Linked DNA regions of Mus musculus: region 1 is linked to region 2. Evidence: chromatin loops called from intact Hi-C (ENCODE). Cell type or tissue: gastrocnemius. All regions are shown on one strand.

Evidence for each region. Peaks named below come from ENCODE experiments on the same cell type or tissue, not always from the same donor. Only the 100,000 strongest peaks of a DNase experiment are listed, where the experiment ranks them.
Region 1: it touches region 2 in a loop (8-fold over the local background); 12 of 42 quality-filtered maps call a loop at or near these places.

The regions. Positions count from the first base shown.
Region 1 is chr2:29,549,512-29,557,511 of GRCm38, reverse strand. No RefSeq gene overlaps it. Among named protein-coding and RNA genes, the nearest start is that of Gm30761, 6.8 kb to the right of the region's middle. In gastrocnemius, a CTCF peak has its summit at 3,328 (motif pointing right); a DNase peak (open chromatin) is centred at 3,351.
Region 2 is chr2:29,211,945-29,219,944 of GRCm38, reverse strand. The region is part of intron 2 of Ntng2 (netrin G2); the gene reads left to right. Among named protein-coding and RNA genes, the nearest start is that of Ntng2, 32 kb to the left of the region's middle. In gastrocnemius, CTCF peaks have their summits at 1,865 and 3,452 (motif pointing left); DNase peaks (open chromatin) are centred at 1,865, 2,642, 3,153 and 3,414; H3K4me3 peaks cover 2,273 bases; H3K27ac peaks cover 3,539 bases.

The DNA.
Region 1 (8,000 bases), 340 kb before region 2:
TGTTGCTACCGAGAAGGTGTGGGGGAGCAAAGGAGGCCCCAGGGATTGGAGAATTCGGCCCCTGAAGAGAGGTGATGACTCAGATGGGCGAGGACATTAACCTATCATCTCCTCCCAGTGGGTCGCCAAGGGACCTCTCAGGCCACCTCAGCACACACAGCTAGCAGGGATCCCTGGAGCATGTGGTTGGCTCTGCAGCCGGCACCCTACTCCCCTCCAATAAGACCAAGGTTATAGGCTGGCGAAATGGCCCAGTGGGTGAAGTGCTAGGCAGCAGGAGGACATGAGTTTGGATTCCCAGCAACCATGAATAAGCAATAAGCGAAGCTTGTGGGGTAAAAATCTGTAGCTTTAGTGCTGAGGGTGGGGTGGAGACTGATGGATCCTGGGGCTCGATGGCCAGCTAGTGGTGGTTAATGAAAGACTTTGTCTCAAAAAACAAAGGTTGGGGCTGGCAAGATGGCTCAGTGGATAAGAGCACTGACTGCTCTTCCGAAGGTCCTGAGTTCAAATCCCAGCAACCACATGGTGGCTCACAACCACCCATAATGAGATCTGACACCCTCTTCTGGTGCGTCTGAAGACAGCTACAGTGTATTCATGTATAATAATAAATAAATCTTTAAAAAAAAAAAAAAAAAAAAAAAAAAACAAAGGTTGGCAGGATGGCTCAGCAGGTGAGGACAGTTGGGGCCATGCCTGATGACTGGCGTCCATCCCCAGGAGCCATATGGTGACAGAAAGGACCGGCTCCCACAAGTTCTCCTCTGACCTCTACACATGCACTAGGGCATACACTCGTGCACCCCTGTAAAAACAAAGTCTAAAATAAGGTAGAGACTAGTTAAGGAAGGCATGCCAGTGCAACCCTGGCCTCTTCACGCTGCCTGCTCAGGAACATATATGCCTTCATACAGGCATGCAACACACATGCACGCACACACACACACACACACACACACACACACACACACACACACGCACACACGGGTGGGGGAGGCAGACAGACTGATAGAGACAGAGACAGAGAAAGACAGAGAGACAGAGACACAAATACACACACACACACACACACACACACACACACACACACACACACACACACACAGAGAGAGAGAGAGAGAGAGAGAGAGAGAGAGAGAGAGAGAGAGAGAGAATACAAGGTCGAGACGCCCCAGAAAAAGTGCTTCACTCTTTGCTCCATGTGCGGTTGAGCCCTGGTTTGTGTATCAGAGTCAATACTTGGGTTGCGTGTCCCCATCCTGCTTGGCTCTCCAGGGATGAGGGTTCCCTGTCTTGGGGTGTAGCCTTAGGCAGGGCCTTAGAACTACAGACTTTGGCTGAAGCATGGAGCAGGATCCAAACTAATAAGAAGCACAAAAACGCATTTGATACTTGTTTGAGATGCTGTTTAGACATGATGACTTAGTACGTGGAGATCAGGCTCCCAAAACCAGCAAGAGTAGAACTGCCCAGAACCGCCCAGAACCGCCTCCTTTCCCTTCCTTCTCTCTCCTCCAGTTTTTGTTGTTGCTGTTGCTTTTTTTTCCTTCTGGAGTCTTGCTACATTGCTCAAGCTGGCTTTGAACTCTTGGCTTCCCAAATACAAGGAACTGTAGGATGCAGGACAGTGCCCATCCTATAGATTTAAAAGAGTAGTGTCTGCCTGTAATGGACTCAGGGTTGGGGGTCAAGGCTGATCGAAGATCCATCCAGTCTTCCTAAAGTGGCCCCACTAGCCACTGTCTGGCTAGGGACAGGTGCTGGGAGGGTGGGGGAGGGGGAACCCGACTCTGCCCCTGACTTTCTGACTGAAGCTTAGCCAGGGGTATTTTTCAAATAATTACGTTGTTCCTTTTTTTCATTTTTGTTTTGGTTGAGAACATTGATTTTTTTTCTCATAGTATAGATTTTTTTTGAAGCTGCAAAAGTAATACATACATCAATGTTTTATTGTTCTCCTCACTTTTCTGTATTTAAGGTTTTTTTTTTTTTCAATATTATGCATGTCTGAGTTGGGCATGGGGGCAGATCTCTGAGTTCAAGGCCAGCCTGGTTTACAGAGTGGATCCCAGGACAACCAGGACTATACAGAGAAACCCTGTCTTGAGGGGAAGAAGTGTGTGTGTGTTTCAAGCTCCCTAAACACACACACACACACATACACACACACACACAAACACACACACACACACACACACACACACACACACACACGAAAGCAGAGAAACACAGAGAAGCTTTCAGCTTTCAGCTTCTCTTTCAGAGGGGCTGGAGTGATGAGCCGTGGTTAAGAATCGTTGCTGCTCTTACGGAGGACCACAGTTCAGTTCCCAGCACCCAGGTAGATCACAACTGCCTATGACTGCAGCTGCAGGGGACCTGAGACTCTCTTCTGGCCTCCGTGGACAGCTGTTGCATATACATCCCCACACCCCCACACAAATGAAAATAAACCTTAAGAAAAGAAGGAAAATAGAAAAGAAAAGGCCAGAAGGCTGGGCATAGTTGTGGGCACCTTTAATCCCCGAACTCAGGAGATAGAAAGAGTGAAGCAGCAAGGGACCGTGAGTTACACCCAGCCTGGCAGCATTTTAAATTTCAGGCCAGTCAGGGCTATGTAGTGAGGCCCTGCCACAAACAAACAAACAAACAAGCAAACAAACAAACTGTACAAAAACAAAAAGGCAAAATAAACGTGAAAAGCTTCATCCCCCAGTCCCTGCATTCAGAGATCAGCTCATAGCCTGTTTTCTAGGCCCACGGCAGCACGAGCAGAGACAGCCTCCCAGAGTTAGCGAGTGTGGGAAGAGCATACAACATCAAACACAACATCAAACTTGTTTGCTTTTCTCAGATGAGATCTCATGTAGCCCAGGCTGGCCCTGAGCTCCTGCTTTCCTGCCTCTAACTCCCCAGTGCTGGGATTATAGGTGTAGACCACCTTGCCAGGCAAAGACGCACATTAACCTTACCTTAGCTCATGTTTTCTTGGCATTAAGCATGTGCACACTGTTGGCACCACCTTCTGTCTCCAGACCACTCTCACTTCCCCATTACTCACTGAGTCACACATCTACCCTCAGCCTCTGGGAGAGGCCATGGGCCGAGCCAGAGACACTTCACTGTGTGGTAACTGTAAGTATCACTGTGTCAAGAGTTGTAGACACCCAAAGCTACTCGATGTCACTGGGAGAAATGAATGTAAATTAAAGCAGAGGCATACCATGCTCATGAACAGGAAGGCTGCATATGCTCTTTACAGTCAATAGGTTTTTCCTTTTTTTAGAAAAATACCTTTATTTTTATGTATGCATGCAGTACCAACAGTAGCCAGAAGGGGGCTCCAGGTCTCCTGGAGCTGGAGTTAAAACCAATCATGAGCTGCCATGTGGGTACGGGGGAAACTGGGTCCTCTACAAAAGCAGCCAGTGCTCTAATCACTGAGCAGCCTTTCCAGCCCCAGGTTTTTCCTAGACTTTGATAAGCTGATTCAGAAAGGAAATGAGAACCAAATAGATCTCAAGGCTGCTGCTGCCACACCACCAGACTCAGACATGTTGTGAGGCCAATGCCACAAGGACATTGAGTGACTGGCAAACTGATCCACAGAACAAGAAGTAAATCCAGACGTAAAGCCCCCCCCCCAATCAACCCACCACTGTCAACTAAAATAGTATCAGCTAGGATAACCTCAGTGTCCTGGAGGCAGACCATCCCTAAACATACCTCAGAGATAAAGATGCCTGTGGAAGGATTAGAGGGTCTGAAAACCAAAGAGAAAACTGATGGGTGGAAATAGCTCAGATAATGGGAAGGTATCTGTGGTGAGACAGCACTAGCCATAGCAGAGAAAAGGTGTGTGGGGGGCTGCAGTGAGGCTGTCCATCAAAAGAGCCCAAAGCAAAAACATGGGGGTGGGGGCGGACAGTTCACAGAGGGAGAGATCCCAGAGTGGGAGCCTGCCTAGAGAAAGGGGCCAGGGGAAAAGGCACATGCCAAGAAAGGGCCCAAGGAGAGAGCCAGAGCGAGCCAGAGAATGACTGGGGGCGGGGGTGGGGAGAGTCAGAGAACATAGGAAGTGGGCCCAGGGAGGCTAGCTCTCAGTCATCCTTCACAAAACATTACGTTTTAGAAGTTAGTAAAAAAGATTTATGGAATGGAATGTTACAACAGGCTCCCAGGAAAAGCAAGTTTCACACCAAGTTGTACATAAAAAACAAACCAGAAACAACTGTCACAGTTACTGTTGTCAACTGGCAGGCTCCGGACTCCCGTCAGATGCAAGCCTCTGGGCGTGCCTGTAAGGGACATATTTATTGTTAATTGAAGTAGGGAGGCACACTCTAAAAGTGGGTGGTGGCAATCCAGGACCAGGGCTCCTAGACAGCTGTGGCTCCTGGGATGCTGCTAAGCCTTATGACCTGGGTTCAATTCCCAGGACCCCCACCCCACCCCATGGTGGAAGGAGGCAACCAGCTTCCACAAGATGCTCTCTGAATCTCCTCCCACCCACATGCTTTGGAAGGCATTGGGTGTGGGTGCTTGCCGCCCCACATGGTAGAAGGAGAGACCGGGACTCCCAACAGTCATCTTTTGATCTCCACTCACCTGCTGTGGCCAATGCACTCACCACCCCCACACATATGTACACACAAATAAATAAATACTTAAAAATTGAACGCAGCCTAGAACTGGGAAAGATGAGCAGCTATTCTTGGCAGCAAGCAAGGACTGAAGAAGGATGCAGGGACTTGACACCCCAACCCCACAGCGGCAGCAGCAATGTAGCCCAGGAGAAGTGCCCACCCACCCACTCACCTCAGATCGATCGCTGGGTGAAAAGTGGACACCTACACGGTAGAATGTCACTCACCCTGGAGAAGAAGGAAAGACGTGATGACATATGCTCCAACACCGGTGAGCATATGTGGACATTGTGCTAAGTGAGAACTAGCCAGTGAGTAAAGGTTAAGCGACAGGTCCATCCAGGCGAGGGACCTTTGAGAGTCAAGTTCAAACAGAGCTGAGGCTGGGAGGAGGGGCTGATGTTTGTGGGAAGCACTGGGGAGAAAGAAGTGTCCTAGAGATGGATGCCAGTGACTGCGGCACAGTGATGGCGCTCTGTGTGCTTCAAGTCACCCAAACCACGCCCTGAAGACAACAAAAGTTATGTAGTTATGCATATTTTAGCATAATAAAAGAATCAAAGAGCCAGTGGAGAAGACTGGTAGAGAGGTCTGAGCAACAGGAGTGCCTGGCTCTGCTCCTTAAAGGGCACTAAAGGAGCCCATGGAACATGGAGGCTGGCCCTGTACCACCCTGTACCCCAGTGATGGAGCCCAGGTGGTGTCCTTCACAGGAAGACAGGGAGGCCAGAGGGCTGGAGAAGTGAAGGATCCAGGCTGAGTGGTTGGAGGCAGCAGCTCAGGAAAGTGATATAAGTGTGTCTTCCTAGGGGGCTAACCCTAGGTGAGCCCTTCAGCTGCCTACACAATCTAAAGCGGCTACAATGTTGCTAGTCACCATGACCTTACCCGGAGCACCTCATACAAGCCACCTCTGATTGGTGGGGAGTCTAGGCAGTCCATGGCTGAACAGAGACATGCTAGCCTGTTCTGTGATCAAGTAATTGCCTAGAGGGCTTTGGAGTACAGCTGAGGTCACATTCTGTGACTCAGTTTCTTTTTCTTTTTCTTTTTCTTTTTCTTTTTCTTTTGTTTCTGTTTACAGCAGTCATTTTTGTTTTGTAGCAATAGCTTATTATTAATGTACCATGGATAGACATAAAAAACCAACATCCCCTGCCCCAGCAAGGAATTTGGAAAAACTTTAACAAACAGAGCAGACTCCCTGGATATGCTCGGGAGTCAGCGATCCTGTGACATGCCATCTCTGCTTTGGTACCCAGGAGACTGTGAGCCTCTTCAAGGATTCCAATGCTTCGGGGAGTCCAGGGTCATTTTGAGAGGGCTCCTTGGATTTCTTCTGCCTGGTGGTCACTCTTGATGAGTAGCAGGATCTGAGTCTTCCCCAAGCCTTGAAGCCAAAAAACCCCCAGCTTCCTCTTCATTTCTCTTTGATGCTGCTTGAAGAACCAGTATCTGATGACTTCTTTCCGCAGTTTGAGTTCCTCAGCCAAGGCCTGCAGAGTTTCCTCCTTAGGGTAACGGTCTGTCTCGAAGCACTTTCTTAGCTTCTGCAACTGCTCAGAGGCGAACTTAAAGGTCCTTCTATCCTTCAAGTACAGGTTCTGAATTGTCTTCATCTCAGTTTCTTCCATCATGGCAGCTGCTCACTTGAGTTCCCTCCTTCAGTTTTGTGACTCAGTTTCTTTCTTTCTTTCTTTCTTTCTTTCTTTCTTTCTTTCTTTTTCTAATGTTATTCTGGTTCTTTATTTATTTATTTATTTATTTATTTTAATTTTTATTAGATATTTTCCTCAATTACATTTCCAATGCTATCCCAAAAGTCCCCCATACCCTCCCCCCCCACTCCCCTACCCACCCACTCCCACTTTTTGGCCCAGGTGTTCCCCTGTACTGGGGCATATAAAGTTTGCAAGTCCAATGGGCCTCTCTTTCCAGTGATGGCTGACTAGGCCATCTTTTGATACATATGCAGCTAGAGACACGAGCTCTGGGGTACTGGTTAGTTCATAATGTTGTTGCACCTATAGGGTTGCAGATCCCTTTAGCTCCTTGGATACGTTCTCTAGCTCCTCCATTGGGGGTCCTGTGATCCATCCAATAGCTGACTGTGAGCACATTCACTTATGTGTTTGGTGACTCAGTTTCTATAGCTCCCTAAGCCAGAGAAAAAGCTTCAGTCTGGGGTCTGCAGCAATATGGTCACCAAGAGAATGGCAAATGGGGTTCCATGTGTTTTAGGAATCCCGGATGTCTTGGTGTCTGTGGTGGTCTAGGGTACAGGGAGAAGGCCCAAAGGCTGCAATGTTGGGTTGCCCTGGCTAGAGGGATGATTGACGACGAAAACTAATGTTGCAGAGAGCCTGGTGGGAGGACTTGGGAGGGCTCACTGTGACTGTGGTCTCGCATTTAAGGTCTCCCTGATGCTCATGGAAGACCCATGAGACAAGCAATCCCTGTTGCTTCTGATACTCTCTCTAAGGATGTGGCACCTTCCTCAAGGAGAGCTAAGCAGCTTCTAGACATGGTGCTGCCTCCTGAAGACAATCCATCACCTGACACCTCAGCCAGCCTGGCCTCTTAAAGGCCACATAGTGAGAAGATGCCAATACGATATTTATATTCCTCTCAAGCAGCTGCTGAATCGGACTTTCTGCTTACAACCCCACGCCCCTCCCAGATCCCCTATTCCTCTTCATCATCTGTTGGATGGAGGCTTTTGGGGCCAATTGCTGGGAGGATTTTTTTTTCTTCTTTTAATTTTCTGTATTGGGTTTAATTAAACCAAGGTATGCATGACCCTGTCGGATCATATCAAAATGGGCCACTTTGCTGCATGAGGAAAACCACCAGCATAAATTATTGATTCATCTTCATTGAAATTAATCTGCCAATGACTTTCTTCTGTTGGGGTTGGGGCAGGGACCTGGGGCACCCTGTGATGTGCCAGCACAAACAGCATTTGAAAGTCCCATCTCAGGGTGACATGAGATTGAGGCAAAGACAGCAAGCGGTGTCAAACACGAGCACATACCCAGATGCCACTGCGAGGGTTTAGATGCAATTTCTAACGTGGCCCTCCTCCCGTCCTCCAGTCCTCCACTCCTCTGGTCTTCCGGTCCTCCCGGCCTCCAGTCCTCCGGTCTTCCGGTCCTCCCGGCCTCCAGTCCTCCGGTCTTCCAGTCCTCCCGGCCTCCAGTCCTCTGGTCCTGCCCCAACCACAGAGCACCAAGGTTTTAAGAGATGGAAGGATGGAGCCTGAGCTTCATGCTGGGCTGCTTGAACATTGACTGAGAAAGACAAAGTAACACAAACTCCAAAATTAATATCCAAAACAAGTTATCCAAGAAA
Region 2 (8,000 bases):
CGGCTTCTGTGGGATGGAAAGAGTTAGTGGGAGTGAGCTGCGGAGGGCTTCTCACTCCTGGGTTTCTGACTTGAGGGGCCGTGTGGATAAGGATTTTAACTAGTCAAACAGGGACAGCTGAAGGAAGAAGTTCCTGAAGGGAATTTTAGAAACATATGTGTGCACATATCTGTGCGTCTGTGCATGTGTGTGCACATGTGTGGGAAGGAAACCTTCGATCTAGGGAAGGATCTTCCTGGGGAAGGCAAAACACAAAGGAGGTAGTTGCGGGTCCCAGAGAGAAGTGGCCCAAGGTGACTTCACTCTCTGAGAACCTGCAGGTTAGCTCATGTTGGTGCAGACTGTGCTGGGTTCAAGGGAAGCAGTCGCTGCAGCTGCAGGGACTGTCATCTGAGCACGGGAGGCTTTGTCTGGCTTCCTAATGGGTAACAAGATTTATCAGTGGGACTGCAGAGGTGATGTATATCAGGCACTTAATAGAAAAGGGCTTGCACAGAAGCCCAAATTTGATTTAGCCAATTAACTCAATTGCTGGCCATCCGCTCCAGGAGGAGCTGCAGCCCACATCTGTCCCCATTACCTTGGCATCACTCAGCCTTTCTGCTCACTGCAGGCCCCTCAGCCTGCAGTGTAACGTCCCCCTCCTCCACAGGCGCTCAAGTCTTGATTGACAGTGTTCTTTGGACCCAGTCTCAGGTCCCCCCAGCCCTGAGACTTGTGTCTCGCTGGTTTGCTTCAGCTCGCTGTGGTCATGGCCACAGATGTATTAATGCCCTACTGGCCGCTTGGGTCCTTCAGCTTCAATCCTGACTTTTCTCTTGCTTTAAGTCCAGATGGCCTGTCCCCAATATCACAGATCCCACCAAAGATGCAGACTTCCCACCCACCAGTGGCCCAAGGCCACAGATCATGGGTCTCATTAGCCTGGGTCCAAACTGGGACAGTGGTGGGAATTAACACAACCTTGAAGCCTACCCAGCCCTCCACCCAGCCACACCCCTCCCCCCTATAGACCTCATAAAAGAAGTGTCCTGATGGCCACTCTTCCTTCATCCCTCAGAGCGGTCACCTAGCCAGCCAGCGTAGAGTTGGAATCTGCCCTGTGATAACCAAAGGCCCATCAAAAATTTCTCCATCCGGGCAGTGGTGGCACAAGCCTTAAATCCCAGCACTTGGGAGGCAGAGGCAGGCGGATTTCTGAGTTCGCTATTCAGAGAAACCCTGTCTTGAAAAAAAAAAACAAAACAAAACAAAAAGAAAAAAGAAAAAAAAAGATTTTCCCCAAATAGAAGAGGAATGTTCCTCTCGGTGAGGGAGGAAGGCGCTGCCTGCTGCCTTAAAGCACTAGCTTTGCTTCCAACTTTGTTATCCTCAGGGTTAGAACCCGTAACTGTGGCCTTGCCTGACCTCCTGTGTGACAACATGTGGCCATTTGGGGAGAGAACTAGTTTTGGGGACCACTTATGCAGAACCCTTTCTGCAGTGAGTTGCTTCAGAAGACAGGATGAGCACTCCCCTGCTTCCCACACAGACACCCCACCCTGCTTCCCACACAGGCACCCCATTTGGGAGATGTATGATCCCCTTGGGGCTCAGTCTTTGTGGGGAGCCAGACCTGGGTCTCCATTCTGCCTATCTCCAGCACCCCTTGTTCCGTGCTCACCCAAACTCCCTGCAGCCTCCTCTTTGCCCCAAGGAGCAGGTGACATCACTCACTGGCTTGGGAGCTGACCTACATTTTGCAGCCCTCCCGTCTGGGAGTCGCTCCAACACCCGCTTCTCTTGCCCAGAGGAGAGAAGGGCCGGCTCACGATTTTTGTGACATACTGGTGCCAGGCTGGGGCCCAGATGGTGCCCCTACTGGTAACTCCTGGGCATCGCCTGCCCCTCCCTGCTGGGCAGGGCACGCTCAGGCCTGGCACAGGCCAGAGCCCCCGTGGTCCTCCATGTGGCTGTCAGACACCCAGCTGGGCCTGCCACGTGTCCTGAGAGCTAGGCTTGTCTGGTGTGTGCCTTCCCTGGGAGGTGAACCTGGCCCTGTCTTGGAAATGTTATGTTCTCCAGGGGCTGACTCGGGACCTGTCAGCTCCAGAGAAAAGACGAGGAAGGCAAGAGCACAGACACCCTGCAGTCTATGGGAGTCATCAGGGCTAGGTCTAGCAGGTGAGTGGGTGCACCCTACAGGAAGCTGAGGGGGCGGGGGGCACAGGTCAGAGCAGAGGGCATGTCTTGGCCACATGGTAAGCAAGGGTGGCAGGTGAAAAACAGAACATCTCAGGTCCGAGCTTTAGAGGAACAGAAATAGTGCTTAGTCTCTGGCGCGCAAATATGTGGACAGAAAGCATTCATTATTTATGTAAAATTCAAATACAACCTGGAATTCTGCATTTTTGTTGTTTTTAACACAGAATCCTCCTGTGTTGCCGAGGCTGGCTTCAAACCTTTGACTGAAGCCATCCTCTTAGATAGCAAGGAGACCAGGCATGCCTCATAGCTCGCAGCCAGCAACCAGCGTCTTCATTCCCTGTGTGTTCTTCCCAGAGGCTCGGGGCTCCATATAGAAGTGATTTCAAGAGATTAGAAGCTATGTCCTCCACCCTATAGGGGACCCTAGAGGCCTCAAGCCAGTCACATCTGCTTTGATGTCTGGCTGGCCACTGAGATATGGGGCTGTCCCTTGGGGCCACCGGGAAAGGCTGGAAAGTACAGCTTTCTCACCCCACTGGCCTTTGTGCTTGTTGGCTGTCAACCATAGCAAATGTTACTTTCCTGAGCCCAGCTATCTCCATAGACCTGCCTATTTTCTCCCATAGTAAGATCCTGCTGCTAGGTCCACAGACCACTGGCTACCCAGACACTGGCCACCATGTTCGCACAGCATTGGGACCTCTCCTCCCTCTCCGCTCCTACCCTCCTCCCTCTCCTGAGTAGCCAGGCAGTATGTTAGGCACTTAGGAAAATTTAATGACAAGACTGAAAATCCAAGGTCTGATCCAACCACTCCTTTCATAACTGAGACCCAGAGAAATAACTCTTCAAGGTCACACAGCAAATCAACCCCAAGGTCTGGACCAGAAGATAGTTGCTGCATCAGCATCGAGAGAGCGGCCCTCCTCCCCCTAACCCCTGTCATCCTAGTGGTGAGGACAGGTATGGCTGGCCCACCCCCACTGTCCCTTTCCTCATGATTAAATAATTTATTCTGATGGCTGAGCCTAGAAGAAGTTAGTAGAAGGGAAGGCAGCCTGGACCAAAGTTTTCTGGTGAACTGGTTTTCAAGGTCAGAATCGGTGAAGAGACCCTTGGGAGAAAAGATTCCTCCATAAAGGAGAACCATGTGAGCCAAGAGTGTAGCTGGGGACCTGGGCCACCCGCAGGGTCTGGACAAGAGCCCTGCCTGGAGGTCATGCTCAGAGAGGCCAGGCCTCACAACTCTTCCACAGCCCTCTGCTGCCCCCCAGAGACCTGAGTGCTGGCCTTGACCTATGGAGTCCCTGCCTTCTCACACAGGAGTGGGGCCTTGTGGGTATTCTCCGGATTTGGTTAATAATGCAGGTGCTGGTGGGTAGCAAGGCTTCGAGTTACTCACGTGCTTGCTTATTTATTTTCCTTACGTCATCTCCCAAGGGTCTCCTAGATTAGAAAAGGAAAATCACAGGACAAAGGCCTGAGCTGGGGGAAGAATGTGTCTGTGTCTGTGTCTGTGTCTGTGTCTGTGTCTGTGTCTGTGTCTGTGTCTGTGTCTGTGTCTGTGTCTGTGTCTGTGTCTGACTGTGACTGTGTCTGTGTCTGTGTCTGTGACTGTGTCTGTGTCTGTGCCTGTGCCTGTGCCTGTGCCTGTGTCTGTGTCTGTGTCTGTGTCTGTGTCTGTGTCTGTGTCTGTGCCTGTGTCTGTGTCTGTGTCTGTGTCTGTGTCTGTGTCTGTGTCTGTGACTGGGATGGGGTGGGGCAGATGCACTTCTGGGAGCTTGTGTCTGTCTGAGAGCCAATTAGACCTCGGGCCACAGCCCAGATGTCTGGTCTCCCTGATAACCCAGACATAAAGGGAATCTGTGTTCCCATCATACAGATGCTCAAACGGAAACCCAGACGGACTGATAACGTATGCACCTGGGCTGAGCAGAAGCCCTGCCCACTGCTGTGCGTCCCCCCCATGTCTACCTTGACTCTAAGGCATTGGGAGATCAGCCATGGAGAGCAGCTGCGGGTCTAGCTGATGTTTGGACTCCAGCCTGGTACCATGTACCACTGTGGGAGGGCTCTCAGAACTTCTTTCCAGGCCTCAGTTTCCCCATCTGCATATTTGGGTGGAAATAGGTTGCAAGAGCTTATAGGGTGGTTCTCACACAAAGTGGGAGCTTCAGGGCCAGCTGTCTTTGAAGGCTGGAGAGAAGGAGGCTCTGATGGAGCAGACGTTGCCAGCGAGCCTATTCTGGGGTCGCCGTCACTCCCCTGACCCACCCACATGCACTCTGTCCATTCACTGGCCTAAGCTCTGCTGGATGGAGTTCACCTACCGGAAATGCATGCACCCATTTAAAGTGGGCTTCAGTGCCCCTAACAACTCATAGAGGTCTAGAGAAAAACAGGTTTGGGGGCTGGAGAGATGGCTCAGTGGTTAAGAGCACTGACTGCTCTTCCAGAGGTCCTGAATTCAATTCCCAGCAACCACATGGTGGCTCACAACCATCTGTAATGGGATCCAATGCCCTCTTCTGGTGTGTCTGAAGACAGTTACAGTGTATTCATATAAAATAAATAAATCTAGGGGAAAAAAAGTAGAAAATCCATAGCCGGCTGGTGAGGTGGCACCTGCCATGCCTAACAATGAGACTTCCATCCCTGGGTTGCACATGGCTAAAGGAGAAAACTGACTTTTGAAAGCTGTTCTCTGGCCTCCACACATGCTCCGTGACCTCCACATATATGCCGTAGCATTTGCACACACAAAATAAATAAATGTAATGTTAAAGTTTTCAACCTCAGCTACATAGGGAGTTTGAGGCTAGCCTGGGTTATATGAGACCATCAAAAAGAACACTCAGTCAGGCAGTGGTGGCACACGCCTTTGATCCCAGGACTCAGGAGGCAGAGGCAGGCTGATCTCTGAGTTGGAACAATTACAGGACAGAGAAACTCTGGAAAAAAACAAAAAAGAAAAAAGAAACAACTCCCCCCATAAGGTCTCTCTACATAGACCGGCTGGACTGAAACTCACTATGTAACTATGTAGCCCAGGCTGACCTAGAACACAGTGTGTGCCAGCACACCTGAAAATTTTAGGACATTGTACTGGCTGGTTTTGTGTGTCAACTTGACACAGGCTGGAGTTATCACAGAGTAAGGAGCTTCAGTTGGGGAAGTACCTCCATGAGATCCAACTGTAAGGCATTTTCTCAACTAGTGATCAAGGGGGAAAGGCCCCTTGTGGGTGGTGCCATCTCTGGGCTGGTAGTCTTGGGTTCTATAAGACAGCAGGCTGAGCAAGCCAGGGGAAGCAAGCCAGTAAGTAACATCCCTCCATGGCCTCTGCATCAGCTCCTGCTTTCTGACCTGCTTGAGTTCCATTCCTGACTTTCTTGGTGATGAGCAGCAATCTGGAAATGTAAGCTGAATAAACCCTTTCCTCCCCAACTTGCTTCTTGGTTTGTGCAGGAATAGAAACCCTTACTAAGACAGACATCTTCACCACCTAGGAGGAAATACTGCTGCCCCATAGTCCCCTCTCTCCCCATCAGCCCAGTCAACTGCCGCTAGTTTGCTTTCTGTCTGAGCAGGCTGGCCTCTAAGGACAGTTAGTGGCAAGTAACTTATACATTGTATCTGACTTACTTTGCTTAGCATCTTGTTTTCAAGGTTCATCCATGAGCATATGAGCCAGCATTCCCTTCCTTTTATGACAGAATAATACTCTATTCTCTGTATATGCTGCCTATTTACATTAAGTACCTGTAAATAGGTATGGGTGGTCCCCAGCTTTGGGGTACAATAATGCAAGAGTAGGCTCAATTTCTCTTACATGTGTATCCTAGAGCTAGGAGGGCTATGTTTAACCTTCAAACTCATGCATTATCTCCCTGAACTGCCTCATGTACCCAACCATAGGAAACAACTCTGAATGTAGTGTTTTGGGGAATGTGGTTGAGAGTCATAGCTGCCAGGTGCCTCAGTGAAAAAGTAACATTGTTGTTCAACTTGCCACCTCTGCCTCAAAGTGTTAGCTTTGGGAAAGGGTCAAGAGCCTTGAAGCAGGGGCCAGACAGAGGAAACAGTAGGGCAAAGGCCCAGAGGATAGCAAGGTCAGAACTTAGGCTAGACACAGGTAGAGAGAGATGTCTTAGCTAGGGTTTTACTGCTGTGAACAGACACCATGATCAAGGCAACTCTCATAAGGACAACATTTAATTGGGGCTGGCTTACAGGTTCAGAGGTTTAGTCCATTATCATCAAGGCAGAAGCATGGCAGCATCCGGACAGGCATGGTGCAGGAGGAGCTGAGTGTTCTACATCTTCATCTGAAGACTAGAAGACTGGCTCCCATGTAGTTAGGACAAGGGTCTTAAAGCCCACACCCACCATGACACACTTTCTCCAACAAGGCCACACCTCCTAATAGTGCCACTCCCTGGGCCAAACATACATAAACCACCACAGAGAGTGAAGGAGGAGATGAGCCAGTGAAGTTCCTCCACTGTACCCCAACACAGAGATGCAATGTCATCCAGAAGTACTTGCAAAATCAAGAGAATATGGAGCCTCTGCCATTAGCTTGGATGATATGGACCACTAGTAGATGGATAGCCGCCTTACATCAGCCAAGGCGCTCCAGGTCTTCATGGCACTGATAAGATCAAGATGCCTTCTGTGTTCTGGCAGAAATAGGGAAGGGTTGGGGCTGCCAGGGTGGGACCTGAGCAGAGCCAAGGTCAGGGAGGGACTTGCCCTCCTGTGCCACCCAGGCCACTGGGTTCTAACAGCCAGCCTTCCTGTTAGCATGGACACAATCTGCTTCTCAGATCCAGCTGATCTTTTATGCATTTTTAATAAGCCAAGGTCAACATTATCACCCAAAGTTGATGGCAATCTTTTCTCTACGTAGCTGATGTCTAAAAATAGCCCCTCCTCAGGCCAGAGGTGTGGAATATACGCCTGGCTCTCTACAACTGGGTGTTCCTCTCCAGCTAGCTCAGCAGGGTGTTAAATAAAAATTCACAAGAATAAAAAGAAAAAAAAAAAAGAAAGCTTTGGAGGTCAGATACACTTTGCAAACAAATTTCTGTCAAAGTCAAACAGATTTCTTTCCTGGAGGACTTGTACAAGACTTTGGTATGCTGGTGTGCACTGTGAGTTGGGTTGTTTGGGGTGTTAGAACATGTTTGGCCAAAGAGGCTCAGACATGAGACCCTCCTTTATATGGATTTCCTAGGGTCCAGTGTCCCCAAGAAGAACCTACAATGCCAGCTAGTGCCTGTCATCCACTTCTGTGCCTTTGGAGGGGTGAGCTGGCTTCTTTGTGACACCCCCCCTCCCGTAGCTCAGAGCTGCAATGAGGGCCAGCTGCAGGACAGTGTGTATGATGACATCTATCTTGTGTCTTTTCTGCTGCTGGGACAGCACACTGACAAGAACAACTTATGGAAGAGACGTTTGATTCTGATCCACGGGTCAAGAGGACAGTGCACGATGGCAGGGAAGTCGAGGCAGCTGGTCACGTGACATTCAGTCAGGAAGCAGAGAGAAATAAGACAAAAGCATGCTACAGCTCAGCTCCCTTTCTCCAGGATCGCAGCCAGGGAATGACGCCACCCAGAGTGGGCTGCTCCCTCCATTTCAATTAATGCAATCCAGATCAACCCCACAGGCATCCCCAGAGCCCCCAGGTGATTCTAGAACCTGTCAGGCTGACAGATAACATTACTGTCACAGTATCTCGTCCTGGTTTCCTTTCTGAGGCTGTGATAAAGCACCGGAGACCTAAAGTCACCTGGAGAGGAAAAGAT